Linked DNA regions of Mus musculus: regions 2, 3, 4, 5, 6 and 7 are each linked to region 1. The links are chromatin loops, found by intact Hi-C in ENCODE. Cell type or tissue: left cerebral cortex. All regions are shown on one strand.

The links. Peaks named below come from ENCODE experiments on the same cell type or tissue, not always from the same donor. Only the 100,000 strongest peaks of a DNase experiment are listed, where the experiment ranks them.
Region 2: it touches region 1 in a loop (2.6-fold over the local background); 10 of 42 quality-filtered maps call a loop at or near these places.
Region 3: it touches region 1 in a loop (7-fold over the local background); 19 of 42 quality-filtered maps call a loop at or near these places.
Region 4: a loop joins it to region 1, with 3 times the contacts of the local background. A loop is called at or near these places in 31 of 42 quality-filtered maps.
Region 5: it touches region 1 in a loop (6-fold over the local background); 9 of 42 quality-filtered maps call a loop at or near these places.
Region 6: a loop joins it to region 1, with 4 times the contacts of the local background. A loop is called at or near these places in 32 of 42 quality-filtered maps.
Region 7: it touches region 1 in a loop (5-fold over the local background); 16 of 42 quality-filtered maps call a loop at or near these places.

The regions. Positions count from the first base shown.
Region 1 is chr11:119,188,794-119,192,793 of GRCm38, reverse strand. All of the region lies in intron 3 of Tbc1d16 (TBC1 domain family, member 16), which reads left to right. Gm11753 (a long non-coding RNA gene) reads left to right here and starts at 2,248. Exons shown (of 2, transcript XR_880347.2): 1 at 2,248-4,000. It overlaps Gm36111 (a long non-coding RNA gene), which reads right to left and starts at 843. Exons shown (of 2, transcript XR_389225.4): 1 at 592-843; 2 at 1-511. In left cerebral cortex, a CTCF peak has its summit at 2,136 (motif pointing right); a DNase peak (open chromatin) is centred at 2,140.
Region 2 is chr11:119,107,889-119,111,888 of GRCm38, reverse strand. It overlaps Gm35878 (a long non-coding RNA gene), which reads right to left. Exons shown (of 3, transcript XR_389219.3): 3 at 2,705-2,842. Among named protein-coding and RNA genes, the nearest start is that of Gm35878, 4.8 kb to the right of the region's middle. In left cerebral cortex, no CTCF peak of the experiment used is centred here; a DNase peak (open chromatin) is centred at 2,338.
Region 3 is chr11:119,050,430-119,054,429 of GRCm38, reverse strand. No RefSeq gene overlaps it. Among named protein-coding and RNA genes, the nearest start is that of Cbx8, 12 kb to the right of the region's middle. In left cerebral cortex, CTCF peaks have their summits at 1,089 and 2,366; DNase peaks (open chromatin) are centred at 476, 978, 1,583 and 2,341; H3K4me3 peaks cover 1,089 bases; H3K27ac peaks cover 260 bases.
Region 4 is chr11:119,089,435-119,093,434 of GRCm38, reverse strand. It overlaps Gm39482 (a long non-coding RNA gene), which reads right to left and starts at 294. Exons shown (of 2, transcript XR_880343.1): 1 at 1-294. In left cerebral cortex, a CTCF peak has its summit at 1,686; DNase peaks (open chromatin) are centred at 1,765 and 2,332; H3K4me3 peaks cover 1,372 bases.
Region 5 is chr11:118,996,693-119,000,692 of GRCm38, reverse strand. No RefSeq gene overlaps it. Among named protein-coding and RNA genes, the nearest start is that of Enpp7, 11 kb to the right of the region's middle. In left cerebral cortex, a CTCF peak has its summit at 1,916 (motif pointing left); DNase peaks (open chromatin) are centred at 1,085 and 1,866; H3K4me3 peaks cover 983 bases; H3K27ac peaks cover 266 bases.
Region 6 is chr11:119,084,241-119,088,240 of GRCm38, reverse strand. Cbx4 (chromobox 4) reads left to right here and starts at 2,004. Exons shown (of 5, transcript NM_007625.2): 1 at 2,004-2,292; 2 at 2,441-2,484; 3 at 3,613-3,678. The coding sequence starts at 2,224. In left cerebral cortex, CTCF peaks have their summits at 785, 1,532 (motif pointing left) and 2,425; DNase peaks (open chromatin) are centred at 1,881, 2,579, 3,062 and 3,920; H3K4me3 peaks cover 2,637 bases; H3K27ac peaks cover 2,423 bases.
Region 7 is chr11:119,032,666-119,036,665 of GRCm38, reverse strand. It overlaps a transcript of Cbx8 not described here. Among named protein-coding and RNA genes, the nearest start is that of Cbx8, 6.2 kb to the left of the region's middle. In left cerebral cortex, a CTCF peak has its summit at 2,349 (motif pointing left); a DNase peak (open chromatin) is centred at 2,331; H3K4me3 peaks cover 297 bases.

The sequences.
Region 1 (4,000 bases):
GTGTTCAGATCAGTATCCATTCAGTGTGGGGTCCACACAGCGTCACCTAGTCACCTAAAGAAGTTTGTGTCCTGTCTTCTCCCTGGCCCGCGTCCTGTGTACTCAGAACACAGTTCAGTATGGGATTACTGCACTCTGAGCATCGGGAGTGGCTCATAACCTGAATGCCCTTGATACAGTGCACTGTATTGTCGTCCATGACTCTGTTTATCGACCGACCGGCTTTGTCCATGGCTAGGGCCCCTCACTGCTCAGGGCCCTGCAGCACCGGGCTCGCTCTGCTCAGGGGACCTACTTTGTCCATGGCTTTGAGCTCTCTCTGGTTGAGTGTGGGTCTGTACTCTTGAGGTCTTGCCTCACCTCTCCTTACCGGTTCTTGGCCAGACTTTTCCTTTCCCTTTGTAATGGTTGTACGGCTTCCAGCAAGAGGGCTGTGCTGGCTCACCATCCCAGTGAGTAAATTCTGCAGCCCAGACTCCTCCCTTCTCTGAGCTGAGATTCCAGAAGTCACCTGCAAGGGAACTGGGCTGTAGATATAGAGATAGATATAGGGTGGGGACATTGGCTGGTCAGGGTCATCTTGAACTCAACTCTGTTGTCAGCAGAGGCTGGCAGGTCTTCAACAGCTGACCACTTCCAGTTAAAGCTCCCGGGTCATCAAGGAAGGAAGGAAACTACTGCCCCTAAGCTGAAGAGGCAGTGTCCCAAGAGACGGGTCGTCTCCCTCCTGCTCCCCCTCCCACCCAAGGCACCTGAGCCAGGGCTGGGAACTTCTCCACAGCCTCCTGGGGTCCCTGATGTAACCTAGCCGACTGGTTGCACAGGCTCCTGAGGCTCACTGGGGCCTGTCTATTGCATCAGCAGCTCTGATCATCAAGGCCAGCCTGAGGTCTCAGGCACCCTTAGGGGATGACGTGGCAGCTCACTGGGCATCCGGGAGATCAGGCAGTGCCTCTAGGGGCCCATGCTGGCTGTCACAATGTAACCAACATATGATGAAACCCTCAGACACCTGGGGGGCTTCTGTCCTGAGATGCAGACATCCTTATCTGTCTCCGGCTTGCATGCCCGCACTTTGCAGCCAAGCAAACTGCACCTTCTGTTTCTTTCAGTTCCTCTCCCTAGGCACCTGTGTCATGGCATACAGGACATGGGGCTATGACTGACCCGACACTTTCCGTACAGAGTGTGCCCCCATTCCAGAGAGTGCCACCTTGTTTCAGGGGTCCACATAAACAGTCACCCACTTACTTAGCCACACTTTACTCTGTACAGTCATCCTCCAGCTTTGCTCCTCCTTAGCTTCGAAGGGTAAAACACATGGACACTAGTGGTGGGCCCTGGCAGCCAAACCCTGGGCCATTTCTCAGCTCTGCCTGTCCACTGCACAATGGGGCTAGCACCTGACCCTCCAACAAGACAGCCCTTGGGAGAGGCTGTGGACCACGGGCCCTGAGATAAAATATGGCTCTGAAGAGGGCAGCACAGGGAGATGGAAACGGTATCAGGATCCACTAACGTCTGTAAATATTTAAACACAGCGAGATTCATGTTCGGTAGCTTAGTCTCTCTGAGTCTGGTAGCCATGCAGGGACCATTGTCAAGTGACAGTCTCCTCCCCGAGGTGCTTCGGGGGGCTTGTAGTTCCAAGGATCACTATTTTATTGGGGTCACAGACTCCCCTCTTGAGAGATGTGGAAAGACCTCACAGGTAAGGCTGCGTGACCAACATGTGTCCCCATCCATCAATCTCCCTGACAGGGTCAGTTCTGAGAATGGCCGGGCCACAGCTGCCAAGATCAGTAGTGGGTGCTCAGGGAGGGATGTCAGGGACGGTCACAGCCTGCACCAGGCCCACCTGGGGTGAAATACCTTGGGAGGAGCTGAGGGGCATCTGTCAGGATGGGCAGTGGCCGTGGCTGAGGACAGTCATGGACGCAGGGCATGGCAATCCCCAAAGGGCCCACGTGGGCCTCAGCTCCTTGCAGAACGGTGGCCACCTCTTACCGCAGGGTAGGGTTTGAGCACTACAGCCCCAGCCTTCCTCTTTGCCACGCCTCGCCTCGTACAGTAAACCGCAGCAGCCAGCTGCTGTCCCCAGAAATTCTATTGTGTGGAGTTGGCAGGGCAGGCTGGAGGGATCTCTGGGTGCCCAGCAGATGGCAGGCTTCTCCCAGATCAGCAGGGGCCATCCACCCGACACTTCCACCCATTCCTTCCTCCTGGACACCACACCCATTCCCTCCTGTTCTTCCTTCATGTGGTTGGTTTTAGGGAAAACTAAACGGTCCAGACAGCAGACGACACCCCCCCCCCCAGGCAGTTGTTATGGCAACTGCCTTAGTTTTGGTCAGTGGAACGACTCAGAACCAGACCCTGGCTCCTTGCTGTGGCCTAGCTGAGACCAAAGCCTGCCTTCTCCTTCCCCATCACCTCTGCCTTCTCTTTGGGTGGTGGTGAATGTCCCCAACACTTTGAGCCAGCCACAGCCTGCCTCTTTAGAGACCAAACAGGTTCCAAACTGGCTTGGCCACTGTCCCTAAAGCAAAGGCCTCACCTGGAGTGGGTGGCCAGCTGAATACAGCCTGCTTCCTATCCTGTCTACTCACCCTCTGTGGGCACATGACCCACCAAGACAGGCCCACTGACTCAAGGGTGCCTTGTCCGGCTTGACCTTTGCCTTCTGCCCCTACTTTTCTGAGATACGGTCTCATGTCCCAGGCTGACCTCAAACATGATATGTTGCTGAGGTTGGCTTTGATCCTGCTTGGTCCTGATGGCTCTCTACATAGATTCCGAACACTGAAATTCCAGGTGCGTGTCATTATAGCAGGCTTTGTGCGTATGTGCACATGTGTGCCGAGGCCCACATACATTGACACTGGGTGTCTTCTTCAGATATTGCAGCAGCTTTCTCATTGATCTGAGAGCCAATCTAGCTAAGTAGTTTGCTCCAGGGATCCGATCTCTGCCCCACAGTGTTGGTTTGGAATGGCATTCATCCGGGGCCTATAGATTTGTACTCTGGGCTTCATGCTTGAGTAGCAAGATATTTTACCTGCCTTCAGATCTTTTTTTTTTTACTGTTATTATTATGTAGATGGTTCATGGTCCATATAGCAGTGTTAGAGAGGTAAGAGCACTGTTGCTCTTGCAGAGAACTCAGGTTCCCTGTACCCACACAGTGACTCCCAACAACCTGTAACTCCAGTTCTAGTGGCCTGATGCTCTCATCTACTTCTATGGGTGTCAGGACACACGTGTGGCACACGTGTACATGCAGGCAAAACACATGCAAATAAAATAGATACATATCTTAAGGAGCAAAAGAAAGACACAGACTGGGAAGGAGGCTGCCTGCTAGCACATGCAAGACCCAGGTTCAATCCCTGACACCACCAAAAAGGGATCAAACAAACCCCCCCAAAAAAACCCTGACTAGAGCTAGTGTGTGTGGGGGTGCGTGCCTGTAATCCCGGCACTCAGGAGGCAGCCTCGGGCAGTGGGGATCACTAGTTAAAGGCCAGCCTGGGTTCATAATGAGTTCCAGGCCCCTGTTTCAAACAAATAAAAAAATAAATAAGGAAAGAAGTATGAAGAGAGAGAGGGGAAGAAGGAAGGTGTAGGGGAGGGGGAGGGGCGGGGAAGGGGTTGGAGGAGGAGGAGCAGGAAGAAATGAAGAGGTGGACAATGATATTTAGAAGAGCAGTGGTTCAACTGGCCTTGCACATCCACGTTCACAGCCCCGTGGGTCACAAGAAGCAGATGTGGAAGATCGGGTGATCAGGCAGAACAGTGGGCGGGTCCACAACCTGGAATATAGGGCCAGGGGTGGGGCTCAGTGGCAGATCTTGTCTGACGTGCCTGACAAGGCCCTGGGTCCCATGGACCCACGCACGCACGCTCACATGCACGTTCATTATCCATCCTTCTAGGGAGGAGAAAATTCAGGCTGTGAGGATGTTGTTCTTAAGGTAGTGAGTTTGTGTTCACAGAGGGA
Region 2 (4,000 bases), 81 kb after region 1:
TACCTGCTTCTGCTATATTGGCTACAGACTCTGCCAGGGTCCCTGAGACTTCTGTTCCCAGGACAGGGAAGGGTGCGTCCCTAAAGAAATCTTGTTCACTTCTGCCTTTCAACCACCTTGTCAGGGATGGTGTACAGTGGGTCTTAGGACCTCGTCTTGAATCTCCCTGAGACATTCAGTGCCCCGGATCTATAAGGGTGATCACACCCAAGATCTTTGGAAGAGACAGCCAGAGGCTAGCAGCAAGGGCCTAGCAGGCAGGCAGGGGAGCTGGGGAACAGCAGCTGGTACCAAACCCTACCCCAGGCCCCGCCCATAGCCTACCCCAGGCCCCGCCCATAGCCTACCCCCAGGCCACGCCCATAGCCTACCCCAGGCCACGCCCATAGCCAGGCCAGCACTTAATCCTCATTTTAGCTACTTAACCTCTCCCCGGGGACCAAGCCCTTGAACTCCTTCTAAAGAATCCTTTGAGGGCTCAGAGGACAGTGGTGCCAGCACTCCTAAGGTCCCACCAACCCTTGGGGCAAGAGGGACTTTTTATCTAAAAGCTGTGTGCTCCAGCGTCCCTGGAGGTCTCTCCACATCGCAGAGACCCACCATAGAAGGCATACCAAGCTGGTGGCACTGGAACCCCAAAGCTTGCCTGCCCCGGGCCTCACATGCTGTCCATGCTGAAAGCCTGGATGAGCTTTCTTCAAATTCTCTCAGGTGAGGGAGCTCCAGTCAAGCAGAATGTATTCAGAACCTGTGTGTGTGTTTGTGCGTGTGTGTCTGCGTGTGTGTCTGCGTGTGTTTGTATATGGGTTTGTGTGTGTGCATATGTATATGTGTCTGTCGGTGTATGTTTTTGTGTGTGTGTGTGTCTGCATGTGTTTGTATATGGGTTTGTGTGTGTGTGCATATGTATGTGTATCTGTCTATGTATGTGTGTGTGTGTATGTGTGCATGTGTTTGTATATGGATCGGTGAGTATGTGTGTGCATGTATACATGTGTGTGAGTATACATCATGTGTCTGTATGTAGAGCCCAGAGTTTAACCTTAGCTGTTGCTCCTCAGGAACCAATCGCACTATTTTATGTGTAGGTGTGTCTTGCCTGAATGTGTGTCTGTGTGTCATATGCACATATGCATGACGGGTGTCTTTAGAGGCAGAGGAGAATGTTAGATACCCCGGAACTGGAGTTGCAGGCAGTTGTGAGCTGACAAGTGAATGCTGGGAACTGAACTTCGGTGTCCACCCACCCTCCAAAAAACCAGCCAGTGCTCTTAAGCACCAAGCCATCTCCAGAGCCCCCTCTTTTGAGGTAGGGTTTCTCACTGGTCTGGGGATTACCAAATGGACTACGGTGGCCAGTGATCCCCAGGGTCCTGCCTGTCTCAGCCTCCCTTGTGCTGGGATTACAAGAGTGATCACCATTCCTAGCTTTTTGTGGTTTTGTATTTCTTCTTTCCTTCCTCCCTCCCTCTCTCCCTCCCTCCCTTCCTCCCTTCCTCCTTTCCTCCCTCTGCCCCTTCCTTCCTTCCTCTCTCCCTCTCTTCCTCCCTCCCTTCCTTCCTCCCTCTCTCCCTCTCTCCCTCTTCCTTCCTTCCTTCCTTCTTCCCTCTCTCCCTCTCTTCCTCCCTCCCTTCCTTCCTATCTCCCTCTCTCCCTCCCTTCTTTCCTTCCTTCCTTCCTTCCTTCCTTCCTTCCTTCCTTCCTCCCTCCCTTCCTTCCTATCTCCCTCTCTTCCTCCCTTCTTTCCTTCCTTCCTTCTTCCCTCTCTCCCTCTCTCCCTCCCTCCCTTCCTTCCTTTCGTCTCCTTGCACTGGTTCCTGGAACTGGATGCTCTGCAAACGCTTTACTCCCTGAGTGTCTCCTTAGCCCCAGAACCTCTTCCAGGTTGAACAATCCAAGACAGGATGAACCCGAGGCAAAGTGTCTGCACTGCTCTCCAGAGGGTTAAAGGAACACCCTGGCCGGCTGCCCAGCAGGTAGCAGGAATCAATCTGTCCCTACTGAGGAATTTTAAACATTGTCCCAGAGTCCACCCTGAAGGTAGGACACTGGCCTGAGGCCCAGTGGCTTCCTCTCAGCCCTCAGAGGGGTGGGCCCTTGTACAGGGCCTATAGGCAGTAACCACAGTTGAAAGCCAGACAGACACATAGGACACTCCAGCATGGACATGTCCCAGTTCTGAATCTCAAAGTGGGTGCCGCGTGCTTTTATTTGATAAACTGTGCAAACGTAACCCACCCAGTGTCAAGTAGCTAGGGGTTTCGGTTTTAATTTTAGTCACTTAAGTCTTCTGTGGTAGAAAGAAGTAGAAAAGCAGAGTGAGTGTGGGTGTCAGCCGGTTGTCACCAGTGCTGGGCATACATTTTAATGTGTGCTCACGCAGAAAGAGAAAACTCAATACAAACCAAGCAGACCTGAGATGGAGCTGGGAGAGATGACAAGAGACAGGAAGTCTATCTTCCCTTCCTCTCTCCCACCTTCCCATTCTGTCTGTCTCTCTCTCTCTCTCACACACACACACAAAGACACACACATTTTTCAACACTTTTGGTAAGAGTGTACCTTATAATAAATATTTTAACCATACACATAAAAGGGACACCTGGAAAAGCTGAAGGAGAAAATGGACTCCAAAGCTGCCCTCTGACCTCTGCATGTTCACTGTAGCATGGCACACACATCATGCACAGTGCAATAATAATTATTTTTAAGGAATTCTTTATTTATCTTATGCATATGAGTACACTGTCGCTGTCTTCAGACACACTGGAAGAGGGCATCCAATTCCATTACAGATGGTTCTGAGCCACTATGTGGTCGCTGGGAATTGAATTCAGAACCTCTGGAAGGGAAAGTCAGTACTCTTAACCACTGAGCCATCTCTCCAGCCTAATAATAATTATTTTAATTAAAGAAAAGAAATCCAGCTATACGAAGAACCTCTTTTAAGTGTTTTCCTGTTATGAGGTGAGTTGAGAACAAAACAAATAAAAAACAACAAAAACCAAACCAAACCAACAAACAAAACAAAACCAAACAAAAAAAAAAAAAAACGACCACAGAGAAGCATTTCACATGACATCCTCCGTCACGGAGCCTCATTCACGGTCTGTCAGTGACCCGAAGGCTGTTGGCTTCCTCCTACCTCCCTGCACCTGTACCACAGGCAAACCCAACTCCCAGAACTGTGCAGATGGCGCAGCCAATGCTCTCAATGGCTGAGCCAGTCGGTTCCAGCCCCAGGCCCTGAACTTCCAATCTTCCTGCTTCAGTACTATGGCAACCTTCCTTCCTTTCTTTCTTTTTAAAATATTTTATCTATATGTTATTTTGCTAACATCTATGTATGTGTGTCATGTATGTGTAGTGCCATTGGAGGCCAGATGAGGGTACCAGATGCCCTGGAACTGGGGTTCCAGAGTTGTGGGCAGCCCTGGGGAGGGTGAGATTTCTGAGAAGCTGCGAACTTGTTCCATTAACACTTTGGCTGCATGAGAGGCTCTCCCTAGGACTCTGATGGGGAGAGCGGAGGGACCCAAGGGCACTTCCAGCCAACCATGTACACAACACTCTTGGAAACTGGGTGCCATGGAAACTGGGTGCCACAACCTAGTTTTGAGCTCCTGCTCCTCCCCTGGTAGCAGAGTAAAGGTCTTGTAGTGGCACAGGGGAGGACTACAGAGTCTGCCATCTTCCCTATTCTCAGGCACCCGACCTATGAGCTCACCTCTGAAAACTGTAGCCAGGGAGGCCACCTTGTCACCCCTCTTCTCCTCTCCAAACTGGCTACCTCTCCTTTTCCAAGGTGGCCATCATGAGCTCCCACCACCCCTTCCCTCTGCTCCAGCCCACACCCTGCGGTCTTCTTTGTCCCGTGCACCCCTGTGCTGGCTCCAATGCCCTGCATGTAAGCATGCATGTGTGCCTGTGTCTGTCCCTCCCTACTGTCCCAAACTGGCCTATTCAAGATCTCCCCAGAGCCCCTTCTTTATACTCTGAG
Region 3 (4,000 bases), 140 kb after region 1:
CCTGAGTTTGAGGTGATCCGGTGTCTTGTCCCTAGAGAATTAGCGACATAGCGACACCTTCTGCCGCTGCCAGTTCCCACCCCACTGTGGGCCCAGCGCTGGGCATCTGACCTCCAGCCCACAATCATTGAGCCACTGCGTTCGGCCAGTAAATCCGAGAGTCTCTCTTTTATCCCATTTTCCCCCATTCCCAGGGCTTCTCGCCCCCTCCCTCGCAACAATTCTCAGGTTTTAAAAGTAACCTTTAAATGAGACATCGATTTATCATTATCATGATTGTATTCAGAAATCCAGCCCGAAGGGACGCCCTGGGAGATGCTAATTTGGTGGTACCCACTGGCTGTTGTGGGTTTGCACACCCCTAGCCCCGCAAGCGTTTTTCTTCCGAAGCTAATTGCTCTGATTAACGGGTGGGGGGCAGCGTCTGAGAGAGGGGCTCTCGGACTGCTCCCAGAGCGCGGTGCGTGTGTGCATGCGTGGACCTGATGCTGCAGAAGCTACTGCGGCAGACACACACATACACGCGCGCGCGCGCGTACACACACACACACACACACACACACACACACACACACGCTAGCTCCTCTCCCGCATCCGGGCCTTCCCGCCCATCTCCGTTGCTCTCTGGGTTTGGGGAGGGGGATTCGTGGGGTGGGAATGTGAGCAAAGGGGGGGGGGGCGAAGAAAGGCCGATTGGACACAGGAGAAGAAGTGACAACGAGGGCGAAGGGGAAGGGGGTTGATCAGGGGAAAAATGGGGAGAAGGTGCAAGCAAAACTGGGGGCTAGGCAAGGAAAAGGGGTGCCGAGGCGAGAAACCGGGATGCCAAGGGAGAAAGAATGGGAGGGGGCGGGGAGCGGGCGGGGGCGGCTGGCTCCTTTCCACTCGTGAGAGCCCGGTTGCCGAGAGACGCGTCGGCCAATGAGCGTGCACCAGCTCAGCCCGGCGCCTGCCGTGTGTCCTTATATGGTGCGGCCGCTCGGCTGGCGCTCGTGCGCATCGCCATATAAGGACTGGAACCTAAATACAGGCTATACCTTGTTCTCCGCTCCCGGCCTGGGCGATCGATGAGTGCGCCGCCGAGCGGCTGCGGTGCGCAGGCTCCCGGCGCTGACCGCGGGAGGTCCGCGGTGGACACCGCACTTGGCCAGATGTGGCCGGCCTAGTGGCAGCTCGGCCAGCTGTGCGTCTCCTCCTTCCCGCCAGCTTTCCCTCCCCCACCGGGTTTCAGAGGTGCAAATGCAAATGAATCAGGATTGAAATCTAATTGCTTTTGTTTAAAAAAAAAATGAAAAGGAGCGAATCTGTGTTGGGCTTAAGGAAAAGCGAGTGCGGCGTGGAAGGTGGGGGTTAAGAATCTCAGGAAACCACGCCAAATGCCTGGAGATAGGGAGGGCTAGTTCTCTGGAGGTTCAAAGTCCCTCCAGCTGTCTTTTGAGATTTTTCTGGTCCCTCCTTCATGAGTCCCAGGATCCCACCTTTCCTGACACTTGGCTCTGGGCCTATCTGATGTCCATGGCCCAGGTCCAAGGGCAAGGGCTACATGTGGCTGTTACTAGGAGGAGGCTAGAAGCTGAGCCAAGGGCCTGGAGCCCCGGGGGCGGGAAGGCCTGAAGCCAATCAAGCTGTGTGTAAGGAAGACGTAAGAGGTGTGGCCATCACATCCCTTCCCATTTGTGGGGCTGGCCCTACTTCCCAGTGACAGCTTGCTGCTGCGGCAGGCCAGTCTCCCTTGAACCTAGTTCAGGGAATAGGCCACCTGGGTGGGACTAGTGCTGGTTGGGGATGAAAAGACAGTTGGCTCAGGTGAACCCTGCTCGCACCCTGGTCATCCTCTGAGACTGCTTTGATTGCTGACCCCAGTGCTCCAGCAAGAACTTGCGTTCTTGTTCTCTCCACTCAAGCCGGAAGAAATCTGAGGAGAGGGTGTGAATCCTGAGCCAGGATGTCCAAAACAACGGTGTTGAGCCAGAAGGACGTCTAGTTGGGCAGAGTTAGCTCAGTCCCCTGACCCCCAGTCCGTGCAAGCTCGAGGGTGTTATATGGTGATACAGATCTAGGTAGCTCACCCAGCACCCCCACTGAGTGCAGACTGAGGTCTTTCCCTCCTTCCCACTGCTCACAGGAGACACTCCTGGAATGTTCCAGCTCTCCAGTCCCCACCGGCTGGTGGTCTGAGAAAAGTCTCTGCAGGAGACTAGTACTGGTTCTGAGAATGTGGTCCCCCGGTGCACATCCTAGAAGCCCTGCAGGTTCCCCTCTCTGTGCAGTTTTGTCTGAGCCTAGTTGGAGCTCCCCTCGTGCCTGGAGATGCCTCAGAGACAGCCTCCCCCTCCACAGAGGCCATTTCCAGTAGCAGGATGCCACCTATAGCACGTACCTGGAATTAGTCCGACTTGAAGCTAGCCGCCAGTCTCGCGGAGCCAGAGTGAGGATCTATCTCTCTGAGTTGTCCTTTTTGAGCAGGTGGTCTGGCCACCAGAACTCCCTACTGGACCCTTCCTCCTGCCTCCCGAGCCCTTTGGTAGCTCTTGGCTAGGCACCAAAGGGCACCATTGCATTTTGGAGAGTAAAGCTTGTACCTGGTATAACTTGGACAGGAATATTGTTATTTCCACTAGGAGTGTCCATGGTTTAGTTTTTGCATGCTGTTCTGTGTGCCTCAGCAGTTCAACCATCAGCATGTATTCTTCAGAAATTCTGGAACACCAATAAACCTGTCTGAATGCTCTCTTGATGCACATGGACACCAAGCTGCCCCAAGAGTGATTGCTCAGAATGCTTACTTCCTAGGCAGAAACTTTGATCAGGACCAAGGGATATCTTCAAAACACCATAGCAAGCCAGGGGCAGAGCAAACCTGAGCAGCCCAGAGCAGCCCAGGCTTGGTCAATATGACACAATGGCCCACCTAAGCCTTCAGCTTAGGGACTGGAGGTGGCTTCTACCACAGTTCCTAGCCAGTCACTCTCTCAGCAGCCCTGGAGAGGAGCCCATTAGTAGGAAATCCTTCTATGCCCCGGTCTATACCTGTGAGAGCCACCTTGAGCCCCTCCCTTCACTTCTAGGGGGTCAAATTCAAGTCAAGCCTGCCCCTCAGCTTAATATCATCAGTGAGGTGCTGGCCTCTCTGCGTCTCTCCTTTTTAACAGGGTTAACAAGCTCCAATCAAAGGGTGGCAGGGTGAGGAATAAAAGCCCAAGATGCATTAAGTACAGAGCTTATGATGGTGCAGCCCTCATTCCAGGGATGGGAGCTACAGACACCCACTCTGGCACACCCTCTTAGGCAGGCTGCATGCCAGGTTTGAGGAATAAAAATGTGTGGGCACTGGAACCCAGCACTCCCCAGAGGCTCCCCTGGCTAATGTGTTGATGGATATCAGCTTCAGCGCTAACCTGCCCTTCTATAATCGCCTCCTCTCCTACCTGTGCCCCACTTCTCCCTGCTGGTCCCCCCAAAAGTCCAGACATGAGTTTCCCAGATCGTTGGAGCAACACCCCAACGAAAGGAGTGTCTGAGAGGTAGCAGCAACCTTGTTGTTTTAGGACTCCGAGCTTGGGACCCTTTGGCTCAGCTTTGGAACGTACAGGTGTGTGCATGAAAGGTCCAGAGTTCCTGTGATTCAAAGCACTTATATCCAGATGTGGAGGAGGCCCATCCCAGCAGCAGTGGGAAAGAGTCTGCTGGTCTTAGAGGTGGGAACTTGACCCAGTGAACCTAAGAGCTTCCTGGATCCTGTTGAGCTTTGAACCCCACAATTAGGAGGGGCCCCTAATCTGCAGAGAGTACTCTGGGAGAGTTCTCGGGCTAGCAGGTTGACTTACAGACTCAGAGAGATCTCAGTGACACACTGACAGGGGTAGAGGAAGTGGCTTCGTCTTGCTCCCCACCTCCACAACACACACACACACACACACACACACACACACACTTTGGTGTCTTTTACTTCTGTTATCAAAGCTACCACTCTTTGTCCTGGAATCTCATGGCTTGTCTG
Region 4 (4,000 bases), 99 kb after region 1:
TCCTACTCTGGCCTCTGTGGGCACTGAACATACATATACAAACACTTAGGGACACACACACATACACATAAAATAAAGAAAAATAATAAAGAAAAATAAAAGATTCTCCTGCCACCACCTACTAAGTAGCTGGGATTGCAGGCATGTGTTACCATATAGAGATTACCACAAATCTTAAATATATAATTTTAAAAAGTAAATTATGATCCAGCATGATACCACACCCTTTTCATCCCAGCACTCAAGAAGTAGAGGCAGGCAGAGCTCTGTGAGTTCAAGGCAAGTGTGGTCTATATATCGAGTTCTAGGCTAGCCAAGGCTACATAGTGGGACCTTGTCTCGACCAAACAAAAAACCAACCAAACAAAAAATAATAAAGGAGATTAAGGCTGGGGTGTGGCTCAGCCGGTGGGCCACTTTCATAGCATACAAAAACACCTGGCTTTGATCCCCAACACGGCACACAATCCAGGATGGTGGTACACAACTGTAATCCCACTACTCGGGAGGCAAGAGACAGGAGGACCGGGATTTCAAGATCACCCACATGCCTGAAAAAAAGAAAACATTTTCAGAAATCCCTAGGCGTCGTGGGCACTGCACTGGAAATGGATAGCTGTTAAGATGACTCCGTGCAGGAGCGTGCCCTTTCTCAAACAGGAACAACACGCATAGCAGTTCTTTCAACCAATGGCTAGGGCCGGTGGCATGGAGCTTTATCTAGGTCATTCCGGTGAGTATAAATACGTACTTTTCAAGACAGAGTCTGAAACTGCACATGATGGCCCAGGCCTGTAATCCTAACATTCAGGAGGTGGAGGCAGATGGATTAGGTGTTTGCAGCCTAGGCTACGCAAGGCCCTGTGTCAAAACAAATAAATAAAACCCAGAGAGACACAGTCTGGCCCACCCCTTATCCTTCTGAAGGTCATTACAGTTATGTAAGACTTGTGGTCACTCTTCCCCTACCTAGGTTAGCTCTCTAGTCTCAGTAATAGTCACCAGGAAGCATCCATAGGTAGGAAAGTGCAGGCACTTCACTGTGAGATTGGGTCTCATGTAGTCCAGCCTGACCTTGAACTCCTGGCTCTTCCTGCCTTTCTTCCCAACCGCTGAAGGGATAGGCACCGTTGTACCCTGTTAGGCTTCTTGTAGAAGCCCATGTGCTTCCCAGCTGACCTTTTCCAGTTCGCCCAGGACCCCCACTACTGACTGTAAAACTGGTTCCCCTCGGGTACCTGTCCCTTCTTTGTAGTTCTTTTGAGAACAGAACAAGGGTGCCTTGGACTCTTTTAAAGGTTTCCAATTTAACAATGCATGCTTGCCTCTCAGGAGACTCCTGTTTGGGAGGAAGAGCACTGAGCTTGGGGTGGGGAGGTGGAGGTTGTGGGGAGGGTTCAGAGGAACCAATGGCCCTCACCTAAGATATGTTTAGTCCTGGGTGTTCAGGAACTCCTAGGGTTCAAAGTCTCTCAGAGGATGGCTGTTTCTATCCAAAGGCTCAGAAGTGCGAAGGCGGGGTTGAGCATAGGAGGCAGGGCCTTCAAAGATTGCTAGGCCACCCCAGCGACAGGGAGACACCCCCTATAAACACACTGGGCCCAACATGTGTCAAAGAGACTAAGGACAGCCAGGGCAATCTGGGAGCTTCGAGCCAGCCCGAGAGGAGCTCGCCCCCTAGGGGAGGGCTCAGCAAGTGCAGGCCTCTGCGCCCCTGCCCCAGCTCGGACCACTGAGCACTGGAGCTGGCAGGTAAGGGGCCAAGCAGATGTCCCAGAAGTCCTCAGGGGCCACCCTGGAAAACATCTTTGAGAAATGAGTTGGGCAAGGGGGCTCCTTGACCGAGACTATCTTTCTGGAGGTGGAATCAAGGGGACACCCACACATTTCAGGATTAAGAAGGGTCACAAGGTTGGACTTAGTGACCACATCCCAAGACTTCGTCATTGCGCGTGGGGGTGGGGCCTGGACCCGGGAAGTTGGGGGCGCTCCACGGGGAAGGACAAAGTTGCACCGAAGTCAGATGAGGTTGTAGAAACGCCCCAAGCCCAATTCGACAAACACAATGTAGAATTTGGGGGTGGGGTGCCCAAGGCGTTATATGCAGGCCAGACAGTAGGCTGGACCCTACCAGCCGCCATCCACCGCCAGAAGATCCCCGACCACCATCTTCGTTCGGCCCTAGGTCCTGTGGGGACAACCCCCCACCCCCAGGTGTTCAGTGTAGCTTGCGGCGCTCCCGCCCCAGGGGATCGATCGGCTGCAGGCGACGCGCAGCCTGGGCTCCCAGCCTTCGCCTCCTCCCCCTCCCCCTCCCCCTCCCGGGCTGCGCAGGACGCGGCCTCTGAACAGCGTCCTCGCCGTTCCGGGCCGCGGCCAGACCGGGCTCCCGGCCAGGCCAGCCAGGGAGGTGGAGACGCGCCTGGCCTTTCCGATCCGACCCGCCCCTCTGCCTAGGGTTTTGGGGGAACCAGACGAAAGCGAGCCCAGCTACTCTGCGTGCTGTGCCCGGCGCCCCCTCTTCTCCCACCCAGGATCCAAATACCCCCTCGGGCGCGCGCTTAACCCTCTGCGCGCCGTGAGGCTAGAGCTGGGGAGGCGGGTGGGGGCGGGGAGGCGGTGGCGCCTCGGCTGACGATCTCTTCGGGGTCCGCCGGAGCGATTTTCATTTCTTTCCGGGGCTGGCTGCAGCAGCTAGCTCTGGTTGGGGCGGGGTGGGGGGGAGAAAGAAAGAAATCTGGCCTGTGTGTGGGCCCCGCTGGGTTTGGGCGCGCGACGGGGGCACCCGAGAGCAAACTGCAAGGGGCGGGTGTGTCGGGGCTCACCTCCACGCCAGAGGGGACCCTGGGCCAGGCGGTGGGCTAGTGAAACCCAAATAAAAAGCACAGGGTTTGCCGAGGCCGTTGTGTGCGCGTGCTAGCAGCAGCGGTGGACAATTGTGTCGGCTTCAAAGATCATGTATGAAATATGGTCCCGGGGGCGCGGATCCCCAGGCCGGCGGAGCCTCGCGATTGAGAGCGGGGCTCTAGGCGGGTGGGCTCCTTCAGGCCAGCCTGGGGAGACCTCTTGACGTTGGGAGAGGATGGACCAGCGGACGTCGCAATCCCCCACCCGTCCCGCTTCGGCGCCCGCAGACCCCAGCGTGCCGCAATGCGGAGGAACGGCCCTGCAGGGCATTTGTGGCCCCAAGGGTGCCCAGGTTCTGCCCAGGGCCACTGCCTCACTGCCCCGGCCCTCGAAGCCCGCGGCCCTGCCCGTGTACCCTGCCACCTCTAGTCTATCTGCACCGCAGATCCAGCACTACGCGGGTTCTTGGAGTGGGACCTGGAGACGTCGGGAGGGGGGCGGCTTCGCGGTGCAAATGAAAACAAATCCTTCGCGGGTGGTGTGACAGAGGGCAAAAATGGGGGTGGGGGGACGCGTGGAGCAGATCGCTGGCAAACAAAGCCGTTCTTCCTGGAGTGTGCAGGGGAAGGAGTGTAGGGCTCCCTCCCGCACGCCCCTTCTCCACCCCACCCCCGGCAGTTTCACCGGGTCAGCTCCCCCAAGCTAAGCCGCCGCTTAAAAATTGTTTTACTAACGTCAGCTCTCAAGTCAAAGACAATTTCCCTACTAAGGACGTGGCAGAGAAACGAGCCCTTGCAGTTTGGTGGTCATGCCCACTGAAATCCCCTTGGCTGTCTGAAATCCACCCGGGGCAGCTGGTCCGGGAAGCTTCAGGCCCCCTTTTCCAAACAGAGCCCAGAGTTGGGGTCAGAGGGCGGCGACGGCAATCTCTCGTGGACGGGGAACCCATTCACCGAGACGGCTCCTTTAAGAAGTTTATTTTCCCCCGGTCGGCACGGGTCACGCTTGTTCCAAGACTGGGTTCTCAGTAACTATTCTCCACTCTTCGGTCATTAAAAAGTTCCCAGCCTCTCCGGGATCGGATCCTTTGCCCTGCCTTTCTAAGCCCGGGCCTACCGCTGGGCGAGGGAACATCGCTCCTCTCTTGGGGCCC
Region 5 (4,000 bases), 190 kb after region 1:
CACCCAAGCGCAAGCCTACAAGGAGAACATGTATGTAATCTAAAATTAAAAAACATTACTTCCTGTGACCTCTAGTGTTCAGTGGCTAAAAAACCCATTTTCTACCTAGTGATTAATGATTTCATTAGCTGGTGGATCATGCAGACGCACATAAAACCTGACATAGGTTTATCATACATAAAATTTAAAAGTTGATCTCAGCTCTTGGGGAGAGGACTGGCTGGGATTTTTAAGGGGTTCTTTTGTCTTGGAGAATCCTGCCTGAGTTCAGCCAGAGCTGTCCAGTGTGTTTGTTTTACGGGGTAAGTTGCGAGGAAGCTACTTCACCACGATTCACATGCAGTTGGGGAGATGTCCAGGTGGACACTTTGAACGTTTTTCCTGGGTCTTGCTTCTTGTTCTTACAACAGAGAAGCCAATGCCAGGGTCGCTTCCTTGGGGCAGTGGGGGTGGGTAGAGAGTCAAGACTGCTGTGACCACACTAATAATCCAGTATCAGGGTGCCAGGCTATAACGCCGAGAATCCAGGTGACAGAGGTGACTCCCATGTTCAAGCACAGCAGGTAGGGCAGTCAAATTGGACAGCAAGGCCTGTGACTACTGCACGTCCACAGACCCAGGTGTGCAACCCTATTCATAAAGGTCTATTTTCTCCACCAGACCCTGGGGATGTTTCCAGAGTGCATTCTGGGACATCAAGATCTTTCAATATGCGCGCGAGTGTGTGGTGACCAGCATGTGTGTCATGCCCAACTTGTAAGATCGTCAGTGCTAGGAGCCAGTATCTCGCGTTTTCGCGGTTTTTTTTTTTTTTTTTTTTTTGCGTGTATTTCCGTGCCTAGTGTGTGCAATGGTGAGCCATGAAGTGCATGCGGGATTCCTGCACTGCATCCGCTTCCAAACCTTGCTCCAGCTCTGAGCTCAGCTCGCCTCGAACGCAGTGGTCCAGCCCCAGGCGCCAGAACAGGCCGCGGGTTACCTTGGCAACAGATGCTCCTCCAACCCGGCGCCACCGAGAGCTGCTGCGGCCAAGCGTGGGGAAGGGAGCTGCACATCCAGACCGGCAATGTGGGGGAGGGGAGCCACATCCCCGGAACCGGGGTAAACGGGGTGCTCTAGACACGATCCCTGGGGGTCATTTGCAAGCTCCGGTGCTAATAGCTAACGTTGTTCGTTGGGGGAGCAGCTGGCTTGTGCTTGTGTGTGGAGGCACCTGATGTCCCTCTTGCTGGTCGTGCACCCGTCCATTAGCCATAGCTCGAGGTTATCACAAGCTGGGCGGTCCGGCTTAGGAACCTGCAGATCCTCCTAATGGGTCCCCGCCAGAATAAGAAACGGAGGTCGATGGGGCGATTCGAAGCCACTGGCTTACTGGTTTGTGGAAGGACTCAATTCTATCACAGCATCACCTCTAGGGAGGGCTGGCCAGGTCCCACTGGGATCGAACTCAGAGGATGTCTGTCTTTATCTGGTTCGAAGTGTGGAAGTTGGGTGAGACTAATTTCCACCCACCATCCATTTATTCTAGATTGTGGGGTCCTGGCTGGCAGAATGCGAAGTACCTGGACACGTAGATCCCTAGGCCTACCCACACTTGGATTCAGCGCGTGCCTGTAGGCGTGCAGTGTGCGCCCCGCGTTCGCGTTCGCTGTGCGTGTGCTCAAATCTGAGACCAACTGATGCTGAGTGTGGGAAAGCAGGGGATTTCCCTGAGGGGAATGATGTCTGGGCTTCAGCATCCCGCTTCTTTTCTCTAAACCGCCCCGTTCTCTTGGAGGCACCCTGCCGATATCCCCGAGGCTGAGTCTGAGCAATCAGAGCTGCAGTAGCTGAGGTGGCTCTCGCCCACTGCAGAAGCTGCCTGGGAAAGGCTTTTCTGTCGTTGAGGAGCCCAGGAGCGCCACCTCCTGGCGACAGCCGGCATCATAGAACCAACTCTGAAGGGGCGGGGCCTCTTGACAAAGGGGGCTTTCTGTGTCCCCACACGGACCACCCAAGTGGGTCCCAGGATGTTTCATATGCTGCTTCCGGTTGACAGGCCACTGAAAGGGTGGCATGCCGTTACCTCTGCCTAGCCACGTCCCTGTGGGTACGGGATGAGGGACATGGCTTTGTTTCCCTGGAGTTTGTGCAGAGTCTGAGCTGGGTCAGTGACACTCAGAAATTTGTGCAGAGAGACTCCCCATGCAGTTTTTGGGGACATGCTGAGGCAGCCAGGATAGCTCATGGTAACGGAGCATCTCCATGGGAGCTTGGGGACCCGTTCAGATGCTGGCCCTGGGGAAGCTAAGTGCCTTCCTGCAGAGCTTTCTGCACTGGCTTCCCAGATGACAGATGAGGAGGCAGGAGCCTGCCTGCTCTGTGATCTAGTCAAAATAGTATTTTAAATTCGCCCATTTTTTTCTACTTAGTTATTTATTGCCAACCCTGGCAATAACTAATTAATAATTAAAACAAACGTTTTAAATCCCAGCAATTGGAGGCAGAGGCAGGTGGATGTCTGTGAGTTCCAGGACAGCCAAGGCTACATAATGAAACCTTGCCTCAAGATGAATTGCGTATGTGTATGCCCCTGCCCTTGCTTGTATGTGCATGTGCATACGGAAGCCAGAGGTTAACATCAAATGTCTTCTACCTTAGTTTTACTCTTTGACCCAAGGACTCATTGTACAGCCCTGGGTGTCCTGGAACTCACTATGTAGGCCAGGTTGGCCCTGAACTCACAGAGATCTTTCTGCCTCTGACCCCCATTTGCTGAGATTAATGACATGTTCCACCACTCCTGGCAACCTTCCACTTTTATTTTTAAGTTACATTTTACTGTGTGTGTGTGTGTGTGTGTGTGTGTGTGTGTGTGTTCTGGTTGCCACAGTGCACATGTGGAGGTCAGAAGGTTCCTTTCAAGGAGTGGATTCCCCTTCCACTATGTGGGGTCTGGGACTTAAACTCAGTTCATGGGCTTGGTGGCAAGCATTGTTCTTCAGTGAGCCATCTTCCCGAATCCTCCACCTTGTTTTTTCTGAGACAGGGTCAGTGTTTGGGTTATAGATTCAACTCACCATAGGTTTTTTTTTTTTTTTTTTTTTTTGGTGCTGGAGATCCGATCTCAGGCTTGGGAAGCAGGCACCCCCCTCCCCCCAGCCTTCTCCCTGCCTCCCTTACATTTATTTTAAAAGGCAACAGTAATATGTGTAAGTAGATTGTCAAAGGTGATCCTAACCAGGAATGTCACTCAGATGAAACAGTTGCAATGTCACTTGGATGAAACAGTTGCATCACCATCCGGGTGTGGCTATGTGGCATCCAGCCAGGTGCACCGGTGACCCCTGCCCTGTCAGGAAGTACCAGTCAGAAACTTTCTGCTTCCGAACAAGTATGCTTGAAGGAGATTTGGAGGTGGGGGCTTTCTCAGTGTTTTGGCATCTGTCATCCTGTCTAGTAGAAAACATATTTGTGAACTCCAGCTCTGAAGCACCAAGGCCACCACAAGGCTTGCTTGCTTGCTTGTTTGTTTGAGGCAGGCTCTTGCTATGCAGACCAGGTCAGTTTCAAACATACCATCCTCCTGCTTCAGCCTCCTGAGAGTTAAGAATTACAGGCATGGGCTGCCTTCCTGGGTCACAATCCCTGATTTTACAGATGACAGAGTTAAGGCCCAGGGGAAACTTGACCAGGACCAAGAAGCCAGTGACTGTTGGCAAGGAGCTGGCTGTTTTTTGGGTGATTCCATATATATATCAGCCCTGTTCTGCACAGGGGAAGCTCAGCTCTGTAGGAAGAAACCCTCAGCTCACCCATCATCTGGAGTAAGAAATGGGGGTGACCCCTCTATCTGATCTCCATCCAGGTGGGGCAGATTTCCAGAGAGACTGAAGTGAAGCCTGTGACAGGGCTGGAGCCAGCCATAGAGACAGGGCTAGTGTGTGTGTGTGTGTGTGTGTGTGTGTGTGTGTGTGTGTGTGTGTGTGTGTGTGCTCGAGCGATAGAGTGCTGGCAATGG
Region 6 (4,000 bases), 100 kb after region 1:
GTTAGGCACCGTGTTTGTGTGTGTGTGTGTGTGTGTGTGTGTGTGTGTGTGTGTGTATAAAACATCCAAATATAGTAGGGGTGGCCCTTTTCTAGTGCCCCTCCAGCCCCAAGAGTTGGGGTGACGGTAGTCACCCACATCCCATCTTGCGATTCTCCCCTCCTTGGAGACTCTTAGATTTGGGCCTTATGATAGTCAGAGACCAGCCGTTGCACACTGAGTACTCTCTTGTCTCCAGAAGAGGACCCCTTCCACCTCAACACTCTAAGGAGTAAATTCTGAGAGAGCTGCCGCTAAGCAACAGCGGAAGCCACAGTGTTGCAAAGTGGAGGTGCGTGGAGTCAGCGTGTGTGTGCAACATCAAACTAACCGTCTGAAGACTTTTACTGGATGCCTGGGAAAACACAAGCCCTGGCAGGCTTTTGGGGGTTCACTTCTGCACCTGGCCCTTCGCAAGTCATCACAACATAGTCCTCACCAGGCACCCTGAGACGCAATAAAAGCAGGGACAGAGACTCGGACGTCTCCTTGCCCTCCCCCTCCGTCGACCCACTCTCCTCTTTTGCGCTTTTTCTGTCTCTGTGGACGCTCAGCCAAGGGATTGCGCAAGCTTCCTGCTCCACGTTCTTCAGGAGCCCTGAGCTGGGGCCCCGGACGCACCACAGGCAAGGCACACCCTTACCCTCCCACTTAGAATGGCATGTTCTCTGTCAAGTCTACCCACTGCGACCCCACGGATCTCCCAGGCCCACTGTGGCGCCCTCGGAAGGCCGCGTCTGGCGCAGCAGCTCCCCCAGCCGGACGCTGGCGCTGAATACCCCTGAACGTGCGGGGCTGGCCGGCTCCGAGGTGCTAAACTTCACACTCCAGGGCTCCAAAGGCCGCGTCAGCAGGGCTTGGCTGTCAGAGACCAGAGGACGGGAATTCAGGAAGACACTGTGGCTCCTTGGCCATTTCCCCTCCCCTTCTCGCAGTCCACTCATCCACCAACCCTCCGCCTCAACATCTACTTGGTCCTCCCCACTCTTACTTTTGAGGCTCTTCCATGAAGCCCCACGAAGTCCCCTTGGACCCCCCAGACTCATTCACCCCCATATTCATTCTCTCTCTCTCTCTCTCTCTCTCTCTCTCTCTCTCTCTCTCTCTCCCCCTCTCTCTCTCTCGCTCTCTCTCTCTCTCTCTCTCTCTTCTCCCAGCATCTCAGACTAAGCAAGAGGCCTTGCTTAGAAACTGCCCCTTCCCCGCGAATGAGTGAACCAAGTGTAAATTAGAAGCCGTTCAGAATCTTGGGTGGCATCGGATTCAGAGCCCCTTTCTGCTGAGGTTCTTGAGTGCTAAATGCCCCGTGGCCAGCTGTTTCTTTGTCCCTGTCTTCGCCTCTCCGTGCTCCTCCACTTGTCCAAGTCCTCAGTCTTCTGGCTCTTTCTCTCCCCACCTCGCGGCCTAAATGCCCAGAGACTGGCGGGGCGGGGCGGTGGGCACCGAGGGTGGGGTCCTGAACTGCCCCCGCCTCCATTCCGCCCCCTGCCGGAAAGTCCCCTGTGCTTCCAGAGCTCTGCTGGACAGATGTAGTTGGGAGCAACTGTAAAGTGCAGCGGGTGCTTCCGTGGCCCCCAGCAGGGATCCCCGGGCCTTGCACAAGCAGAAACAGAGGCCGAGGGTGGGGACGGGAGAGTCCCAAGTGTCCGGCTGCGGATCAGAGTGGGCCCGGTCGAGGTGCCCACCCTGGCCGCCTAGGCAGAGACACCTCTATTCCGCGGCCCCAGCTCACTTTCCCGGCTCTCAGATCCCTCCCCTGCACCTCCCCGCGCCCTCCTCCTCCCCAGCCTCCTCCCGCGCCCTCCTCCTTCCCTGCTGCCCAGACCGGGGGCCTCGGGTAGGCCGGGCTGCGCCAATCCGAGGCGCGTCCCGCCTCCTGACGCCGAGCTGGGCCCTGCGAGGCCCCGCCCGCTGACGTCCGGGATTTGCATGAGTTCTCGTGCCGCGGCGGCCCGGGCTCAGTTGTCTGAGCGAGCGAGCGAGCGAGCGAGCGCGAGCTGAGAGCCGGCGGGTGCAGGCAGCGGCGGCGGCGGCGGCGGCCAGGCTGTTGAGGGGCGAGTGGCGGCGGCGGGGGCCGGGCGCGTGGCGAGGTCCACGCGCAGGATCGTATCGGGGCGCCGGCGGGAGCTAGCTGTGTCTGCAGCCGCGCCGGCCGCTTGCGCCCCTGAGCGCTCGGGTTCGGCCATGGAGCTGCCAGCTGTTGGCGAGCACGTCTTCGCGGTGGAGAGCATCGAAAAGAAGCGGATACGCAAGGTAGGGGTGGCGCGCGGGTGGCGGCGCCGAGGCGCGGGAGCGGCGGCGGGAGCAGCGAGCGAGAGGCGCGGAGGGGGTGGGGAGGCTGCGGGCCGGAGCCGGGGATCCCGCGGAAGCTGATGGAGTGCTGTCTCTTCCCCCCCTACAGGGCAGAGTGGAGTATCTGGTGAAATGGAGAGGCTGGTCCCCCAAGTAAGTGGCGGCGGGGGCCGGGTGCCTCGGCACCAAGCGCCCTGGCCAGCAGACCCGTGGAGCTGGTGGGGTGGTGGGGGAGCGGACGGGAGGCGGGGTGGAGGTGGGGTGGAGAGAGGAGGGGGTGGGGAAGTCGGTGGCAGGCACTGGGAAGCGGAGCAGCCGAGCCCGAGCCGGGCGCCCTGTGTTGTGCTCCGCTCTCCGGGAAATGCCATCACTAATTTATGCGCTAAAAGGAGCCGGAGGAGCTGGAGAGACGCGGGGCCGAGCCCGGGAGGCCGGCGGAGGGAGGGAGGGCGCAGGCACTGACTGATGTGCAGCAGAAAATGGCTCCTTTCCCCTTTCCCTCCACCGAACGGCTCCATATTGCAAAACCAAAAAAAAAAAAAAAAATTTTTTTTAAAAGCGACGAAAATGCAATTGTATGCGTCCTCCCTCCTGGTGGTGCAGGGTAGGGAAGAAAAAAGACAGAAAATGTTGGGAACTGTCACTGCAGCTCTTTCGATGGGGAATTTTTTTTTTAATTTGAAATGCGAAGGCACCGGATGGAGACAGGCGCAGGCACACACACACACACACACACACACACACACACACTCGGAGAGGGAGAGGGAGAGGGAAAGAGAGGCATATTTTTGTACTGCTGAGTATTTGGGGTTTGCTTGCCAGTGACAGCGGTCTCCTGGGCCTTGAGGGGGGCGCTGAGCTGTGAGTTACCGGATTAGGGGTCCAATGCAGACCAGCTGAAGCCCTACTGGAGACTTGGGCTGGGGATAGGGAGGGGGACTGCGACTTTGCTTTTGGGCTGCTTTGCACGGAGGGTTTCTGGAGAGGAAAGTGGCCTTGGAACACGTCACAGTAACATGCTTAAAATTCTTGACGACTGCAAAATAAACTGCTAGTTTCGTTTTCTTCACCCCCTCCTTTCCTCCTGCCCTTGTGTGTGTATTTTAACTTGGGGGGTAATCAAGGGCCATGTTAAGCCTTAAGAAACCTACTGTCTACCCTCCACATCCATAGCCTTTGATTCAGGAAGCCACATAGGGCCTTATGTCATTCCCAACCTGGCCTTTTTTTTTTCTTACACTCTGCCCCCCCTCCCCGCCCCGTTCCTTTTTCACTTGCAAGATATAACACGTGGGAACCAGAGGAGAACATCTTGGATCCCCGGCTGCTGATCGCCTTCCAGAACAGGTGAGCAGCCTGCTGCCCTGGCCATACATAGGTGGGCCATAGGGGATGGATGACTGCTTGCAGCAGTGGGAAAAGGGGAAGGGGTGGGAGGGGGCAGGCAGGAGCCCCACCCCCAACAAATCCGGATGGGCAAGGCTGCGGCCTGGGCTTCTCTAACCAACGTCCTTGGCGGTTGCTGCAGCTTGGGAGTGGGGGCAGGGTAGGGCTGGGGAAGGTAGGCTTGTGTTTTGGGAAACTGCTGGAAGACTACGTGGGGATGACCCTGGATCTGCCTAGGAATACTGTACCTGAATTTCCGTGACCCCCTCCCTTGGCAACCTTG
Region 7 (4,000 bases), 160 kb after region 1:
TACCGACTCCCTTTCTCTTCTCTCCTTCCTCGTTTGTATCTTCCTTCCCTCCAACCTTCCTGATTCTGCCCTCACTGCCCTCGTCGTCCTGCCGTCTGTCCATGGCCGTCGTGTGTGTCTCCTTAGCTCGCTCTTGAGAGGCTGACTTGGGGGTGGGGGTGGGGGTGGGCAGGGGTCGGGGGCCACGCGGCTCAGAGTCTGTGGAGCCTGGGTGTTGGGTTTATGAGTTCTCAGCTATGTATAAATCTCCAACTGATCTCTGCCTCGGCTCAAGAGTGAACCCTTGGTACCTATCTTGGGTTGTGAATGTGTCTGTATCCAGTATCACTTTTTACGTGTTTAAATATATGCTTTGTAAATAGACACGTGTCTTGGCTTCATTATTTTATTTATTTCCCAGAACAGGGAAGAGGTAGCCTGGAAAGGCAGGATACTTGCCTTTCTGACTTGATGTCCCTCACTCCACTCTCATACTCTCAAAAAGGTCTGGATTCCCGACAAAGGCCGGTTCCCAACTAGGACACCCCTCAGTGAGAGTGAGGGGAGCTGGGTTGGGGAGGGAGCGAGTCGTGACCTTTCTGAGCTTTTCCGCGAGCTGTCTTCATTGCCGGCTTAACTTCTTTGGGATGCCGGCAGAATTGGAGACTCCTGAGATGAAGTGTGCGCGACCTCTGGGCTCTACTCACTCTGAGGGAGGATTCCCCCCAGCGCTAAACACCCTTCCATACCAAACTTCCATAGCTCCTGACAACCAGGAGCCATGCTGACTCCCTCACTGCCCTTGACCCGAGCCTGCTCCTCAATGCTGTCACAGGACTTGTGCCCCAGACCCCTCCAACCTCACCAGTGCTCCCCGAAATGCAGAGTCTCCGTCTATTGATTGAGGAATTGAATTCGCGGCTATTGCTAGGCAACTGCCTGCTTGGAGCCGGCGCAGAGCGCGCTGATGTGATTAGTGAGCTGGGAGCCGCCGACCCTCAGCCCCGCGCTCCCACCACCAGTCCCTACGGCTTCTTGGACCCTAGTGTTCTTTCGGGTAGATACCACAAGGTTGGATGAGGGGCTGCCGATGGAGAACATAGCATGGGGTGATGATGGTGGGTGTTCTCAGTCTTCTAGGCTGCAGACTTCTCAGCAGAGAGGCGGGGTCCTGAGGCTGCAAAGGCGACCCATACTCCGGATTCCCAAAGAGGACCTTACCAGTACTGAACCTAGTTCCACCTCCATATTCCTGGGTAGACGTCGCTCCCTTGCAGAAAAAGCTGTAATCCGTGCGAACACGCAGAGCCCAAGGGGAGGGAGGGGGGAATACGGACCAGGTCACATCTTTTGCCCTTGGCCCCACCTTCCTCCTCCAGCTCAGTGACCTGCGTGGGAGGCTGTGGGTCAACGTCTGTGGTCCGGGGTTGCCAGAGCAGGTCATTGAGTGTCCAGTTGAGCGGTCAGCTTGTCTCAGTCGCCAAGAGGTCCAAGGTCTGTTTCTTAGGCCACCTCAAGGTGCTCTGGGTCGAGCAAGCTCTTTACTGGGCCCTCTGGAGGGCGATGGCCATCAGGGAGACAAGAAGGCACTGTGACTGTGCCTGGTGACTTCAGCAGTAGCCCCTCCCTCAAATATAGGTTGGAATCCCGCACCGACCCTTAGGGATTTCTCCGCTTCTTTGGTCACCACCAACTTCAACCTGGGTTCAGGGCTTCCTCAGAGAATTTTCTGGGTGTATTCTCCTTAAGAGCAAAGCACGGGTGTGAGGACCCCTGGCTCCAGACAGCCTTCGTTCAGACAGATCTCCCTCCGTCCGTTCTCTTTGGCAGGACGTGTTAGAGCCGCTGTCGGAGCTGAGCCTTGCCCAACACAAACACGGATTGAATGGAATACTTATGGCTCTACTTAGAGCCGGTTTTTTTTTTTTTTTTTTTTTTTTTTCCCTGACTCTTGGATGCTCACAGCGCGCGGCTCTGACGAAGGCCCGGTGCTGTGCCCAGGACGACAGTGGTATGCAAGCCTGCTCCACTCTCTGCGGATGCATCCACGGCTTTTTTCTTTTCACCAAAAAGTCCTTCAAGCCAGGGGCGGCTCGGATTCAACGGGATCCCAAGGTAGGAGCGAATAGGATCACGAACGGGTGCCATCAAGGATGGAAATTTAGCTGACAGCAGGGAGAAGCAGTAGGCAGAGGCCTGGACTTTCTTTCTGCGGCCGCAGACGGTTCGGCGGGTGGTTACTCTGAGCAGCAGGGGTGTAGACAGTGCAACTGAGTTTACCACAGCACGGGACAGCGGGGGATTCCGCCCTCCTCCCCATCATCATTTAAAGTCCAGCGACACGAACTTCGTGGGGAGCGCGCGCCCTCTACAGGCAACGGCGTCAGCCCCTGTCCCAAGTACACCCCTCCCCCTCTCTGGTTCACGTCTGATAGACGTGAAGAAAAGCCTTCTTTCCTCTTAACCGGCTTCTCCCAGCATCACCTTTGTGCCTTTGTGAATCGGCCTCGACCCACGCAGGCTGGACAGGAGGGAGGTGGTGTTCACTGGCCTAGAACCCAGCTGCACCAATCGTACCAGGTGCCCTCCACTTGGTGTCAGTGGTGCCTACTCTAGGATGGAGGTGGATTGATTAGGTGGTCAGACTAGGAACACAGAAATTAATAAACATCAATGTAGGCCAGCCCCGCCCCCTCAACTTTGGTCTGGAGACCTTGTCCCTGTAGACATAGATTTTCAGAGAGCCTAGCTGGCCAATGGGGCCAGCACTTGTTCCTGTCCTGACCTGAGGTCTATGATCTAACTGCCCCTATCCACCTTTTCAAAAAGAAAAGAAACAAAAGGCACTGAAGACAACAAAAGGGAAATCAAATCGTCAGCTGCCTGCTTTGCAAGAAACAAGGAATGGGTTTCCCTGGCTGGAGAGATGGCTCAGATGGCTCAGCTATTAAGACCTGCGTTCGATCCACAACATCCACCTGGAAGCTCAAAACCCGTAACTCCAGTCCCAGAGGATTCACCATCCTCACAGACATTCATGCAGGGAAAACACCAATGCACAAAAATAAAAAGACATACGTTTTTTTTAAAGTCGTATCTCTGCAACAAGGTGTTTCTATCTGTAGTGTTGACGCCTCCCCACAGCCTGACATCCAGGCCTGAGTCCCAAGCAGCCTTTCTGCCAGGAGTGGCCCATCTTCCCCTACACTTCAGAGGAACTCTATTCTCCTGGGAGGCCAAAGGAAATTTATGAATAAAATTAATGTTGAAGAGAGTAACACAAGTCTTGGGCTGGGGAAGGTTGTGTAACAGCCTGTCTTCCCTTCATCAGTTGTGGGGGGAGAGTCAAGGTGGCCCCTGACCAGATGTTTCCTGCCCTTCTCAGAGCTTCCCAACATGGTACTGTGGAGGTGAGAGTGTTGGTTTTACTTTTATGTACTCTGTAAGGGGGGAAAAGTGAGTTACTGTGTATCTCAGAAGCTCGGTGGTGGCTGGAGGCCTGTAAACATCCCACTTGCCCAGTAATTAGCCATCATTGTCCCATAATGAAGGTTACTACCAGCATCTAACAACTGCTTCTCACTGCTGTCAGACAAATATAAACATCCTTGATGGGAGTGTGTGTGTGTATATGTATGTATATGTGTATATATGTGTGTGTGTGTATATATATACATCTACATGTACATATACATATATATGTGTGTGTATATACACACACATGTATACACACATATATGTATATGTCAAATATATATCTTGATGGATATATATATTTGATGGATATTCTTGATGTGTATATATATGTATCAGATATATATGAGTATATATCTGACTATGAACATGAATATATTATATTATATATGTATATATATATATAATATATATCTTTCCCATTAAGCCAGTTTTTCTCAAACTTGGCTTCTTGGATATTCTGGGATGGTGGACTTTTGTATGGTGGACTGCCTTGTGTGGTTCTGTGGCACTCTTGGTCTCTGCTACATGCTGGTAGTAACCTTCA